3 separate regions of the Homo sapiens genome follow, and all the other regions are linked to region 2. A link is a contact called in ENCODE Hi-C or POLR2A ChIA-PET data. All regions are on one chromosome and are shown on one strand. The core of a region is the stretch at or near the end of the contact, and the rest is flanking DNA. Distances in the headings are between cores, read along the strand shown.

Evidence for each region. A loop is a pair of places that touch in the nucleus more often than their neighbours do. ChIA-PET counts read pairs that join two places held with the same protein, here RNA polymerase II (POLR2A). Pooled maps may share reads with other maps.
Region 1: a loop to region 2 is called in a pooled map, with 28 times the contacts of the local background. The contact joins the promoter of EXOSC5 here to the promoter of AKT2 in region 2. A Hi-C loop is called at or near these places in 7 of 50 pooled maps.
Region 3: a pooled map shows a loop between it and region 2 (11-fold over the local background). The contact joins the promoter of TGFB1 here to the promoter of AKT2 in region 2. A Hi-C loop is called at or near these places in 2 of 37 single-sample maps with no recorded cell type and 7 of 50 pooled maps. POLR2A ChIA-PET finds 5 or more read pairs at or near these places in 1 of 52 experiments (PC-9).

The regions. Positions count from the first base shown.
Region 1 is chr19:41,395,572-41,399,958 of GRCh38, forward strand. It overlaps EXOSC5 (exosome component 5), which reads right to left and starts at 1,788. Exons shown (of 6, transcript NM_020158.4): 1 at 1,610-1,788. The coding sequence starts at 1,757. BCKDHA (branched chain keto acid dehydrogenase E1 subunit alpha) reads left to right here and starts at 2,247. Exons shown (of 9, transcript NM_000709.4): 1 at 2,247-2,364. The coding sequence starts at 2,257. RefSeq lists a silencer at 1,711-1,999 and enhancers at 1,758-2,430, 1,996-2,275, 2,431-3,102.
Region 2 is chr19:40,283,569-40,287,998 of GRCh38, forward strand. AKT2 (AKT serine/threonine kinase 2) reads right to left here and starts at 1,777. Exons shown (of 14, transcript NM_001626.6): 1 at 1,613-1,777. RefSeq lists enhancers at 802-941, 2,098-2,929 and a silencer at 1,312-1,811.
Region 3 is chr19:41,352,672-41,357,026 of GRCh38, forward strand. It overlaps TGFB1 (transforming growth factor beta 1), which reads right to left and starts at 1,251. Exons shown (of 7, transcript NM_000660.7): 1 at 19-1,251. The coding sequence starts at 373. It overlaps B9D2 (B9 domain containing 2), which reads right to left. Exons shown (of 4, transcript NM_030578.4): 4 at 1,746-2,342. The coding sequence ends at 2,029. RefSeq lists silencers at 1-263, 424-503, 804-873, 1,024-1,553 and enhancers at 1,554-1,703, 1,627-2,128.

The sequences.
Region 1 (4,387 bases), core at 538-3,037, 1.1 Mb after region 2:
CTCCCATGACCCGGCTGTCAGTAAGGCTGAAACAGCTGGTCAGCCCTCACATCTCAGACATGCTCTTTTCTTGGCCCCAGGTCACCACCATCTCCTGGTTTCCCCCTAACTCTCTGGGCGTTCCTTCTGAGTCTCCTTTGCTAGCTTGTCACATGTCTCTGACTGCTCAAGTTGGAAGGCCTAGGGCTTGGTCCTGGGACCTCTTCTCTTTTCCATCTACACTCACTTCGTTCAGGCAATAGCCTGAAATACCATCTATATAGCCAGAGAGTTCCAAATTGCCTATGTCCAGCTTGGGTCTCTCTTCTGATTTCCAGACTTGTACAGATCTGGGCAGAAACCTTAGTTATGCCTGAATCTTTTTCCTCGCACTCAAACCAAACTATACGTAAGTTTTGTCCGTATTACTTTCAAACTACATCCAGAATCTCATCACCTCCACTACTCCTGCTCTGGCTGGAGCCACCATCACCTCCCTGTTTTCCCCCATACTCCCCACAATCAACACAGCAGCCAAATTTTGTTAAAATGTATTGGGGCTGGGCGTGGTGGCTCATACCTGTATGAGCACTTTGGGAGGAGGATTGCTTGAGCCCAGGAGTTCAAGACCAACCTGGGTGACATCGTGAGACGCTGTCTCAATTTTTTTTTTTTTTGAGACAGAGTCTTGCTTTGTCGCTCACGCTGGAGTACAATGGCACGATCTCGGCCCACTGCAACTTCTGCCTCCCAGGTTCAAGTGATTGTCCTGCCTCAGCCTCCCGAGTAGCTGGGATTACAGGCGCCCGCCACCATGCCTGGCTAGTTTTTGTATTTTTAGTAGAGACAGGGTTTCGCCATGTTGGCCAGGCTGGTCTCGAACTCCTGACCTCAGGTGAGCCACAGGTCTTGGCCTCCCAAAGTGTGGGGATTACAGGCGTGAGCCACCGCCCCCGGCCTCCCGTCTCAAACGTTAAAGAGAAATATTCTTGGAGTTAATCTACTTCTGAGAGTTATTTAGCTAGGAAAAGGGGATATTTGCTCTATAGGTAAGACTTGCCCTAATCTTTTTTTTTTTTTTTTTTTTGACTTGCCCTAATCTTAGGGATATTTACTTGTGTGGAGAGATGCAGTGAGGTAGCGGTGGGGATGTATTTCTCAACCCAGCGCAATGACATTATCTTCAATTTGAGGAGTATTTACGTGGGTGAAAGATCCGCCACAGTCCACAGTATGCAAATAGACAGGTTTGCTTCAGTCCGGGATGCAAGGACCTAGAGGGTGTGTGTGTGGGGGGTGGGGGTGGGAGGGTGGAGGAGGAATCGAGTTAAGGGGGATATTTACCCTGGCGAGGTGATTTTCCCTATTCTGAAATATCAATTCTTGGGCGGACAGTCTGCCCCTCCTCTCATTCTCAGAGATAGTTACAAAGATGGAACTATCTTCTCCTTTCTAGTCGTGAGGGAGAGATGTGTGTATCCCTGCGTATTTAGTAGTATTCAATCGGACAAGAAATCATGCATCAACGCAGGAGTGACATTTACCAGCTGGTATCGTGAGGAGGTGGGCACTCGGTTGCACAGTACACGGTAGTCCCTCTCCAAAAGAAAGACCTGGGTGAAGTTCTTACCTTGCAGGAAGGAAGCAGAGCCATCTGGCCGCGACAGCAGGTTCTGTTCGCAGGCAAAGTGCCGGAGGCTGCAGCCAGGACCCCGAGGGCTGGACCCTGTTCCATTTTCAGCACGGATTTTGGCGTCAGTATGCGTCTCCTCCTCCATCGCGCCGAGCCCACGTGCGGCTGCAGTTGTCACTTCCGCCTGGCAGCGCGCGCCGCAAACAGGCTGCGTAACCAGTGCGCACGCGCCGGGCTGGGCCATCCTCCTGGGCGTCCGCACGTGGCTTAGCGTTTACCAACAATCTGGCTCCGCCCAGTCCCACCTCCTAACTCTGGCAACGCCATTGGACATTTGGGAACAGAAGGCAGGCCTTGGCATTGATCCGCTTTACTCTGGGCCCCCGGGCCCTAAATCCCTGAGGCCCTGGTCAGGTTGCCCTCTTCTTTGCCTGTTACAGGAGTAACTACAATGAGGCGATTGGAGAAAATTTTGGGTAGATAGATTTTTTTTTCTCCAAATCTCTGTGCATTCTATCTACCACAGAACGGGAAGAAGATGGTTTTCTTGTCAGATGGTGCTGGAGTTTGCGTCAGGCACATAAAGAGGCAGCCCCGAATCTAGCCTACGTGAGTGCCGGACCGCTGAGTGGTTGTTAGCCAAGATGGCGGTAGCGATCGCTGCAGCGAGGGTCTGGCGGCTAAACCGTGGTTTGAGCCAGGCTGCCCTCCTGCTGCTGCGGCAGCCTGGGGCTCGGGGACTGGCTAGATCTGTGAGTACCTGGGCCCCAGGCGGTTTTCCCAAAGGGGATTAGGGATGTAAAGGCTATCTTCAGAGTGTGGGGTCCCTGAAGGATATGAAGGAAGGGCTGTCACAAAAGGGAAAAAGAGTGGGAGACTCCTTGGAGAAGACACCGAAGGGAAGATCTGCCACTTCCTTAGGAGACGAAAAGAACTTCCACTTCTTTAGGAGAGGAAAAAACCCGTTTGCAACTTCTTTGTGGGCCCTGAGGGAGACGACTTGAAGAGAGAGATGGGGGTTCCTTATTAGCTGCCACTGGTATTCAGGGGAGGCTCCTTGGAGGAACAGGGGAAGACCGCAAGACCTTCTCCCTCAGGGTTTGGAGAATGAAACTGACTTTGTAAGGGAGGGACTTTCTTCTGGGCAAAGATCCCTCTTCAAGAAGAAGAAAGAAGAGAACAGGTCCCTGTCACAGGCTGCATAGGGCCTTGTATTTCTTTGCTCCTTTGCCACAATTCTGATTTTAAAATGAATTGTGTAAAAAATTTGTTTGATTCCTGTGTCTCTTGATCGAATATCAAGACAGAGAATTCGTGTGTTCTGGACACTGTACAGAGGAGACGATTAATATTTGTTGAATTAATGAGGGGAAAAAAGGAGGGAGAGAGGTACAGACAGGGCACTTTGCCCACATTTCTTAGAAACACTTGAGAAGGCTTTGTTTCTTGTCAAAAGGGTCACAATCCCTTCAGGTGGATGCTGCTAAGGGCAAGATTACACTGCAAAAAACCTAGGTGGAAGCCTATCTTTAGACGGGGAGAGGCAATGGGTTGCAGAAGAGCTTTGAACTACAGTTGACAGATAGGAGAGTAGTGGTTACATGGGTGGATGCATGTCCTTGCTCTGCCGCTTTCCACTTGTGTAGCCTTGGCCAACGGACTGCACTTCTCTGGATCTATGGAGCTAATTTTCCTCTCTAAAATATTAACAGTGGCCACCTCATAGGGCTGTGAAAAATCAATATGTAAAATGCTAAGGACTGGACCTGGCACATCCTAAGGGCAATAGGAATGTTGATAGTGAGGGTGGAGGGAAGGGACAGAAACTAACCTTGGAGATGGGGAGAAGAAAGGGGTGACCTTGGGAAGGCCTGGATTGGTGAGGCCCTGGGGAAAAAAATCTGAAAAGATATTGTGAGGTTGAGTCTGATCCTCTGATCCCCAATCCATAAGGAGGGGAAGATGGAATCTGTAGAAAGAAGCTCTGGGTAGGGGAACAAACGGGAGGAGGGTGAAGAAGATGGGCCAGGAGTAGGACGTAGTAGGTATCTAGGAACGGAGTCACTTGAAACAGGTAAATACAGAAGGGCTGCAGGAGCAAGGTGTGGGTAGGGCAGTCTCTTGCCTTTGGGCTGGAGACCTTTTCACTTTTTTTTTTTTTTTTTTTTTTGAGCAGTTCATATCCTCCACAGCTGATCTCAGTCCCAGGGGCCCATTGGCTGGGCAAGTGGGGCAGGAGGTGGGCAGGACTGGGGCAGGCTAGGGAAAGGTCATTTATGGCTGATTAAATCTTTCTCTCCTGTCTCAATCTCTTGATTACCTTTCCTCTTGCTTCCCCTACTTCATTTTTGGTGGGGAGTGGGGAGGGAAGAAGTCCCTACTTTTTATTTATATATATTTAAATTTGTATTATCTTAAGAGTTATTGTTTTTTCCCCTTTATTTCTCCCACCTGTTCTTTCTCTCTTCTTCTTTCTTTCCTCTCCTTCTCCTCTCCTCTCCTCCCCTCTCCTTTTTCTTTTCTTTTCTTTTTCCCTTTCCTTTCCTTTCCTTTTCTCTTCTCTTTTCTCTCTCTCTTTCTTTCTGTACCTCTCTTTCCTTTTTCTTTTTTTTTCTTTTTTGAGACAGAGTTTCACTCTCTCGCCTAGGCTGGAGTGCAGCAGCATGATCTTGACTTACTGCAATCTCTGCCTGCCGAGTTCAAGCAATTCTCCTGCCTCAGCCTCCCTAGTAGCTGGGATTACAGGCATGCACTATCACGCCTGGCTAATTTTTG
Region 2 (4,430 bases), core at 527-3,026:
TCAGGGACTGCAGCCAGTCCTCTGGGAACTCCAGACCCAGAGCAAAGGCTACAGGGCAAGCCAAGGTCATGATCTGGCCTAGGGAGCAGGGACACTGGCCACAGACCTCTGGGGCTGGCTGCTCCCAGCACCAGCCCACAGACCACAATAAGACACCAGATCCATGGGGGATCTGACTGTCCCAAGCCCTTCAGAGCAGCCTTCCTCCCTGGGCCAGGCTGGGCCAGGGGCACCCCCACTCCAAGTCCCCTTGGCCTATGCAAAGAGGAACAGCTGGGAAAACAGCTCCCGGCCTCACTGCAAGGCCAACTGTTACTGCCTTGGTGGGGAGTGTAAACATGATGTGTGACCGAGCTGGTAACTGGGAGACACAAACAGCTTCGTGGCCAGCGACAGAGGAGCATGTAGTGGTCTGCGTTGGTTCCTGGACCCTTCACATCCACTGCCAACCAAGTTCAGCCCACGAGTGAACTCCTGCTGCTTCTCTGGGAAGGTAGGAGTGGATGAAGTTGAAAAGCAGCCCATTGGAGGCTCTAGTTACTCCAGCCCAGGCGTCTTGCTGAGCCCCAAGAGGTCTCCAAATGAGAGGAAGAGGTCCTCACAATCCCAAGATCAAGATGCCCCCAGAGAGCTTCCCTGGGGGGAAGAGGTGTTCCCCCAAACACTCCTTCCTCCCAAGTTTTAACAAGCGGGTGCAGGGGCACGGCTCCTCAAATCCAAGCCCAATCCCTCTTCCTCTTCAGAATGTTAAGGCTCAGACAACTTCAGTGACTTCTAACACAGCTTTCCTCCCTCCCCTATGGAAGGAAAGAACTGTTACTGCCTGGTAAATAATCTGAGAGGGTAATGGAATCCAGAGCAGCACCTCCATGGTCCAAAGCACCCCAGTAACCATGACGTTCCCTCCAGAGTCGTTAAGAAGTTCAATAAAGGCTGAGATCAGTGTAAACCCCCAACGCCACACACGTCAAATACAGGAAACAGAAACCCCTCCTCACCAATCGGCATCACAGTCCTCCCAAAATACGCCCCTAAAACCCACTAGGGCCTGTCCCGCCCCGTCCCAGTCCCTTAAAGATCACAAACATCACAGTCCTCTGATTTGGGTTCCCCTACGTTCTAAGCAGGGCTCCCCCAACGCCGTGGTGATATAACCCAGCCACAGTTGGGGAAGCATCCTCCCCAGAAGCCCCCACCCCTGTAAATACAGCACAGCAACGGCTTCCACAGCGCCAAAAAGGTACAGCCCTCTACACTTGATGCGGCGCGCCCCCTCGATAGCTTAGCCCGCGCACGCCAGGCTCGATCTGCCCGCCGCGCCCGAAAGGTCCAGCCCCCGGCCCGCGCACGCTGCGGCCTGCGCTCCCCGTCCCGCAAACTTGCAGCGCTCCCCCCACCGCCTCAGTGGTATGGCCCGCCGCCACCGCCCCGGCCCCCCGAGGCTGGTCCCACCGCCCCCGCTCGGCCACCCCCACTCAGCTCCTGAAGGAGGGGCTCGAGGGCCGCGGTCCCCCCGCCGGGCACGGGTGGTACAGCCCATCGCGGCACCGCGGGGGGCCCGGACGCGACCATCGTGGGGGGGGCGTTCGGGGACACGCGCTGGCGCACTCACCTGTCACCGGCAGCCGCCCAGCCTCTCCGGCGGGGCTCTACCCCCGCCCATCGCCACGCTGCGCTGGTTCCCTTTCCTTGTGTTTCCCGGCAGCGGCAACGGCGCCGGCAGCGGCAGCGGCGGCGGCGACGCCTCCTCCGAGGCAGGCCCAACGGCTAGCACGGCGCGGCCCCCCCCGCCCCCTCCCCCCAGCCCCCGCTTACCGCCCCCTCCCACCCTCTGGACGGAAATACCGCCCTCTCGCGCCACAAACAGGAAGTGACGTACAAAGAGCCAGAGACGAACTCTGAGAGAGCGAGAGCGCAAGAGCAGGGCAGAGAAGGAGGCGGGCTCACAGCAGGGCGCCTGCGCACATTAGACAACTTTGGGCCTGTGTGGGTTAGAGATGGGCCTCGCTAGGCCGTGGGGCGGAAAGGCGAGATGGGGCTACGCAGGCGCACTAGGACTCCGACGTCTGCTTTCCCTAGGGCCTAGCCGTAGTGATTATTTCCCGGCAGCCCCTAGTCCGTATTTACATACGCTTTGATCTTGTTTTACTCAGTTCTGGGTTCTGACGCTCTTAAAGGACCCCGGAGCGGGAGTTAGTTAGGAGGGGTTTCCTTTTCAGTGTGCTCGTCATGGTTGAGCTCAGGCTCTGAAGCCACACAACCCCAGACTTGAATTTCCTCCTTTCTGGTGACTGTGGGCAGAAGGCTTGACCGTTTTCTGTGCCTCAGTATCCACATCTGCTAAATGGAAACAATCATCGCTGTGTCGCTGGCTTTTGAACCATTTTAATGTAAACAAAACGGTTTTTACCAATTAGTTCATTACTGCAAGATATTAATGCCACCTGCTCTCATCGTACATATTCCAGTGAATCTGGGATATAACATTTTATAATGCAACTTGGGCCCATAAAGGCCTTAAAATCACCCTGCGGCCGGGCGCGGTGGCTCACTCCTGTAATCCTAGCACTTGGGGAGGCCAAGGCAGACGGATCATGAGGTCAGGAGTTCGAGACAGCCTGGCCAACATAGTGAAACCCCGTCTCTACTCAAAATACAAAAAAAAAAAAAAAAGCCGGGCATGTCGGTGTGTGCCTGTAATCCCAACTACTTGGGAGGCTTGAGGCAGGAGAATCGCGTGAACCCGGGAGGCAGAGGTTTCAGTGAGCCGAGATCATGCCATTGCACTCCGGCCCGGGCGACAGTGCAAGTCTCCGTCTCAAAAAAAAAAAAAAAAAAGAAAAGAAAGAAAAAAGAAAAAAAATGACCCTGCAAGAAAAGAGCTTTGCACAGATCCTAATCCGTATATTAGCTAGTATACTGGACAGCTGTGAGACATCTGGCTCCCAGCCCCTCCTCTCTCATAGGGGATTGTGCTGCCTCCTGAATTTGGGTTCCAGTATGCCATATAACTTGGCAATTGTATGCATTGGTAAGTGAGAAAAATGCCTGACTGAGAGTTGAATCCTGGGTCCACCTCAGTCTGTGAGAGTGTTTCAGGCAAATCCTGCTGAGGGTTCGGCTTTCGTTTTCTGAGACGTAAACCTAATGCTGGAACTAGCCCTTTCTTATTTGGTTTCTAGCTTGGAACTTGCTGCTTGGTATTCCTAATTCCCGGTCTTCCCCATCAGTCGGTGTTAATAACTCTGACCAATGCCTCCCCCTTCACAGCCCTAACCATTTTCATCTATTACTGTCTGGTGACAGGTCTGTTTCCCCCACTGCACAGGAAACACAGTAAAGGAAGAGACCAAGACTGTCTCAGAGATCAGTGTGTATCCAACATTGCCCAGAGTGGGCTCTTGCAGAATGTTTGTTTCAAGCATTAGCCCTTCTGCCCTAATCTAGACTCAAGGTTACTGTGACCAACCCTCTTCACTCCTGTCCACACTGAACAGCTCACAGGCCATTCCCCTACGTCTAAGTCTCCCCTGGGCCAACTTGAATCCTAGCCCCTCCTAGGGCACTTAATTATGACACACTGAGATCTCACTGAAACCACCCATGTGCTTGTGTATAAACTCCTTGCAGCACTGGTAGTCAAGGGCAGTGGCTTTCTCTTTTTTTTTTTTTTTTTTTTTGAGACTCACTGCATCGCCAGGCTGGAGTGCAGTGGCGAGATCTTGGCTCACTGCAACCTCTGCCCTCTGCCTCCCAGGTTCAAGCGATTCTCCTGCCTCGGCCTCCTGAGTAGCTGGGATTACAGGCACGCGCCAACACGCCCAGCTAATTTTTTTGTATTTTTAGTAGAGAGGGGGTTTCACCATGTTGGCCAGGATAGTCTCCATCTCTTGACCTCGTGATCCACCTGCCTTGGCCTCCCAAAGTGCCGGGATAACAGGTGTGAGCCACTGCACCCGGCTCTTTCTGGTTTTGGTTTTTTATTGTTTTTTTGAGACAGGGTTTCACCCCCTCCGTCACCGAGGTTGAAATGCAGTGGCACAATCTCAGTTCACTGCAACCGACACCTCCCATGCTCAAGCGATCCTCCCACTTCGGCCTCCCAAGTACTGGGACCACAGATGTGCGCCACTATGCCCAGCTAATTTTTTTGTATTTTTGGTAGAGACGGAGTTTCGCCATGTTGCCCAGACTGGTCTCAGACTCCTGAGCTGAGGCGATCCACCCACCTTAGCCTCCCAAAGAACTGGGATTAGAGATGTGAGCCACCGCACTTGGCCTAATATTCTTTTTTTTTTTTTTTTTTTTTGACACAGTCTCACTCTGTCTCCCAGGCTGGAGTGCAGTGGTGCCATCCGCCATCTCGGCTCACTGAAACCTCCGCCTCCTAGGTTCAAGTGATTCTCCTGCCTCAGCCTCCTGAGTAGAGG
Region 3 (4,355 bases), core at 1-2,500, 1.1 Mb after region 2:
CTGCCCCTCCGAGCTCACCGTTGTGGGTTTCCACCATTAGCACGCGGGTGACCTCCTTGGCGTAGTAGTCGGCCTCAGGCTCGGGCTCCGGTTCTGCACTCTCCCCGGCCACCCGGTCGCGGGTGCTGTTGTACAGGGCGAGCACGGCCTCGGGCAGCGGGCCGGGCGGCACCTCCCCCTGGCTCGGGGGGCTGGCGAGCCGCAGCTTGGACAGGATCTGGCCGCGGATGGCCTCGATGCGCTTCCGCTTCACCAGCTCCATGTCGATAGTCTTGCAGGTGGATAGTCCCGCGGCCGGCCGGCCAGGCGTCAGCACCAGTAGCCACAGCAGCGGTAGCAGCAGCGGCAGCAGCCGCAGCCCGGAGGGCGGCATGGGGGAGGCGGCGCCCCCCGGCACTGCCGAGAGCGCGAACAGGGCTGGTGTGGTGGGGAGGCCCCGCCCCTGCAGGGGCTGGGGGTCTCCCGGCAAAAGGTAGGAGGGCCTCGAGGGAAAGCTGAGGTCCTCAGGGAGAAGGGCGCAGTGGTGGAGGGGAGGCTTGGACCGGGGGTGTCTCAGTATCCCACGGAAATAACCTAGATGGGCGCGATCTGGTACCAGAAGGTGGGTGGTCTTGAATAGGGGATCTGTGGCAGGTCGGAGAGAGATCCGTCTCCTGGAGGAGAAAGGGTCTAGGATGCGCGGGGGCTCAGGAGACAGGCCGGGGATGAAGGCGGCGTGCAGGGGGTGCGCCCGAGGTCTGGGGAAAAGTCTTTGCGGGAGGCCGGGTCGGCGACTCCCGAGGGCTGGTCCGGAATGGGGGCGCCTGAGGGACGCCGTGTAGGGGGCAGGGAGGGAGCAAGCGTCCCCGGCGGCAAAGGGAGGCGGTCTGGGGTCCCCAAGTCCTGCCTCCTCGCGGGGCAGCGTCGCGCCAAGAGGTCCCCGCGCCTCCGGCTCCCAGCGGCAACGGAAAAGTCTCAAAAGTTTTTTTCCTCTTCTCCCGACCAGCTCGTCCCTCCTCCCGCTCCTCCTCCCCCTCCTCCCCGCAGTGGCGGGGGCGGCGGCGGCTCGTCTCAGACTCTGGGGCCTCAGGCTGCTCCTCGGCGACTCCTTCCTCCGCTCCGGGCCGAGGCCGGCCCCGCGGGCGGCTCAGAGCCGGGGGGGTGCCCCGGACGGGGCGTCCCCCCTGCCCCCGGCCGGGGCCCTCGCTGTCTGGCTGCTCCGCGGAGGGAGGTGGGAGGGAGATGGCCCAGGGCGCGAAGGGCGGCGGCGGCGGGGACCGGCTGGGTCGGCAGGGGGTTTTGAAGCCGCCCCCGGCCCCACCCAGGAAGCGCACGGGGCGGGAGCGGGGGCGGCCCCCAGGGGGAGGGCATGGGGGGGCTGGGCCACCGTCCTCATCTCGCGTGGGCGGGCTCCGAGGGGGGTCCCTTCAGCCCTGGGGGAAAGGGGGCGGGCACCCCGGCTCCGCCCCGCAAACAGGGTGCTGCCTCCTGGCGGCCAAGCGCCACCAAAGCGGGTGATCCAGATGCGCTGTGGCTTTGCGGGCGGTGTGGGTCACCAGAGAAAGAGGACCAGGCGGAGAAGGCTTAATCCGGGGGATGAGACACAGGGGAGCCGACCAGAGGAGGGGGACCCAGAACGGAAGGAGAGTCAGGCTGGGAAACAAGGTAGGAGAAGAGGGTCTGTCAACATGGGGGCCTCCGGAGGGTGTCAGTGGGAGGAGGGGGCAACAGGACACCTGAAGGATGGAAGGGTCAGGAGGCAGACACCTGTAAGAATTGCTCTCCTTTACTGAGCACCTCCCATGTGGCTAAGCAGCCTCCTGTCACTCAACACCCTGCGACCCCATACATTTACTGTCCCCAATTTACAGATAGGGAAACTGGGCCCAGAGGGACCCCGAGGTCCTAGAAAGGACAGAAGCGGTGCCATGCCTTAGCTGGGGTCAGCTCTGACAGTCTCTAGAGTCTGTGCTCTTGACCACTGTGCCATCCTCCCCCATCACTGGGTGTCCGGGGTGTGGATGGTGGTGACGTTGGAGGCAGAGTCCCTCAGCACTCCACGCCGTAGCGGTCGAAGTTGCGGAGCAGCAGGCCGATCTCCAGGTGCACGGTGCCACCAGCAGCTGTGTGCAGGCGATAGCGGTCGGCCCCACTGTAGATGGTGTCCCCATGCAGCAGCTGCGGCCCACCACCCACGAAAGCCCGTGCCAACTGTTCTCGCCAACTGCCCAGGGGCCGCCACGTGGGGCAGGCCAGCTGGTGGGTGCCCGGGCTACTGGGCACATGGCAAAATCCATAGCCTGCAAGCTGGCAGCGGCCAAAGCTGTCCTGGGACCACACCTGGAAATGGAGCCGGGGCCAGCCTGCAGGAAAGGAGAGAGAGGGGAAAGGAGGGATGGGTGGGGACCAGACTCCTGCTGATTCCCCACTCCCTGATACTCACTGGAGACCCCAGGCCCAGTCTTTTCCTCTCTGGGTTTCTGTCCCAGAGTTTCCAACCCAGCCTCCTTTCTAGGCTCCCACCGTCTTATCTATCCCCACACAGCAGCCAAAGTGATCTTTCCAAATCCATGTTACTCCCCTGCTAAGGATCCTTCCATAGCTCCCCAGTGCCCTCAGTATAAAGTCCAACCTCTTCAACATTCAAGGCCCTTCTAATCAGACCTCTGCTGAATTTCCTCTCTGTGTTATCCTCCTCCATGACCCCATGTCAGGGCAGCCCATTGCTCCTCCAGTCCCCAGGTAACCATCATGGGCCTTGTCAGGGACACCTCCTGCCTTCCCTCATGTCCCTGCCCTGCTCTCTTTGGGCCCAGGGCCTTCTTTCTTGCCCCTCTCTAATCCACCTTCCACCTGGCATCTGGAAGCATCTTTCTCTCCTTCCATAGCTTTGCCCATGTCCTCAGAACACAGTTCAGCTCCTCAGTCTGGTAGTCAAAGCCCTTGGAGATCCAGCCCCATCTCATCTCATGCTGATCCCTTCTCCTGTGCTAGACTCTGTTCTAGCTAGCTGGGGACACGGCAGACATGAACATGGATGGCAGACAAAAATTCCTGCCCCCGTGAAGCTGATATCCTAGACAACGAATGTAGTAAATAAGCAAATTATAGGGTAGATCAGATGGTGGTAATTGCTGTGAGGGAAAACAGAGCTGGGTAGGGTGAGGGTGGGGATACCGCTTTAGCAAGAAGGGGATCAAGGAAGCTTCATTAAGAAGGTGACATTTGAGCAAATGCTAAAAGGAAGGAAGGGAGTAGGCCATGTGGCCATCTAGAGGAAGAGTGCTCCTAGCCAGAGGGAACAGCAAGTGCCAAGGCCCTGGGGGGGGACTGTCTGGTGGGGACAGTATGGCTGGAGCCCAGACGGAGTGTGCCTGGTGGGGACAGCATGGCTAGAGCAGAATGAGGTGGGGAGACGGGAAGGAGGTGCCAGCCTGGTTGTGGAGAGCCTTGTGATGCATGCTAAGACTATGGCTTTCACCCTGAGTGAGATGGGGACCATTGGAGGGTTCTGAGCAGAGCAGAGATGGGACCTGACTTAGGTGTTCACAGGGTCCCAGCTGCATGTGGGGTGCAGACCAGGGGGGTTGGGGAAGGGGACTCCAGAGACAAGATTCTTGTCATAGTCCATGTGAGAGAAGAACTTGGACAGATCAAGGTGCTGGGCGAGAAAAGGGTAAGAAGTGGGATTTAGGATGTATTTCAAAAGTAGAGGCAGTTTAAGATTTCCTGATGGACAAAATGGGGGCTTGAGAAAAGAGAAAGCAAGGCTGGTGCCACCACTGGGGGACTGGAGGCCCCAAGAGCTGAAAGGTTAGAGCTGCCCACCTCACCCACACAGCACCGGAAAGATTTTTTTTTTCCCCAGCTCCAGCTTAAAAGACAGAAAGATTATTTAAAAGTGAAATCTCAGCCAGGCGCGGTGGCTCATGCCTGTAATCCCAGCACTTTGGGAGGCCGAGGCAGGTGGATCACCTGAGGTCAGGAGTTCGAGACCAGCCTGACCACCTTGGTGAAACGCCATCTCTATTAAAAAAAAAAAAGGCAAAAATTAGCCAGATGTGGTGGCACGTGGCTGTAGTCCCAGCTACTCGTGAGGCTGAGGCAGGAGAATTGCTTGAACCTGGGAGGCAGAGGTTGCAGTGAGCTGAGATCTTGCCACTACACTCCAGCCTGGGCAACAGAGTGAAACTCTGTCTCCAAAAAAAAAAAGGTGAAATCTCACTTGTCCATTACCTGCTCTGGCTCCCAAGTGCCTTCAGGAGATGGCCTCAGCTCCTCAGCCTGGCACTCAAGGCCCTGCATGGCCTGTCCCCTTCTGCCTTTCCCCTCTGCCGTCCCGCTCTCCCTCAATCCACTAGATGCCCTTGGCTCAC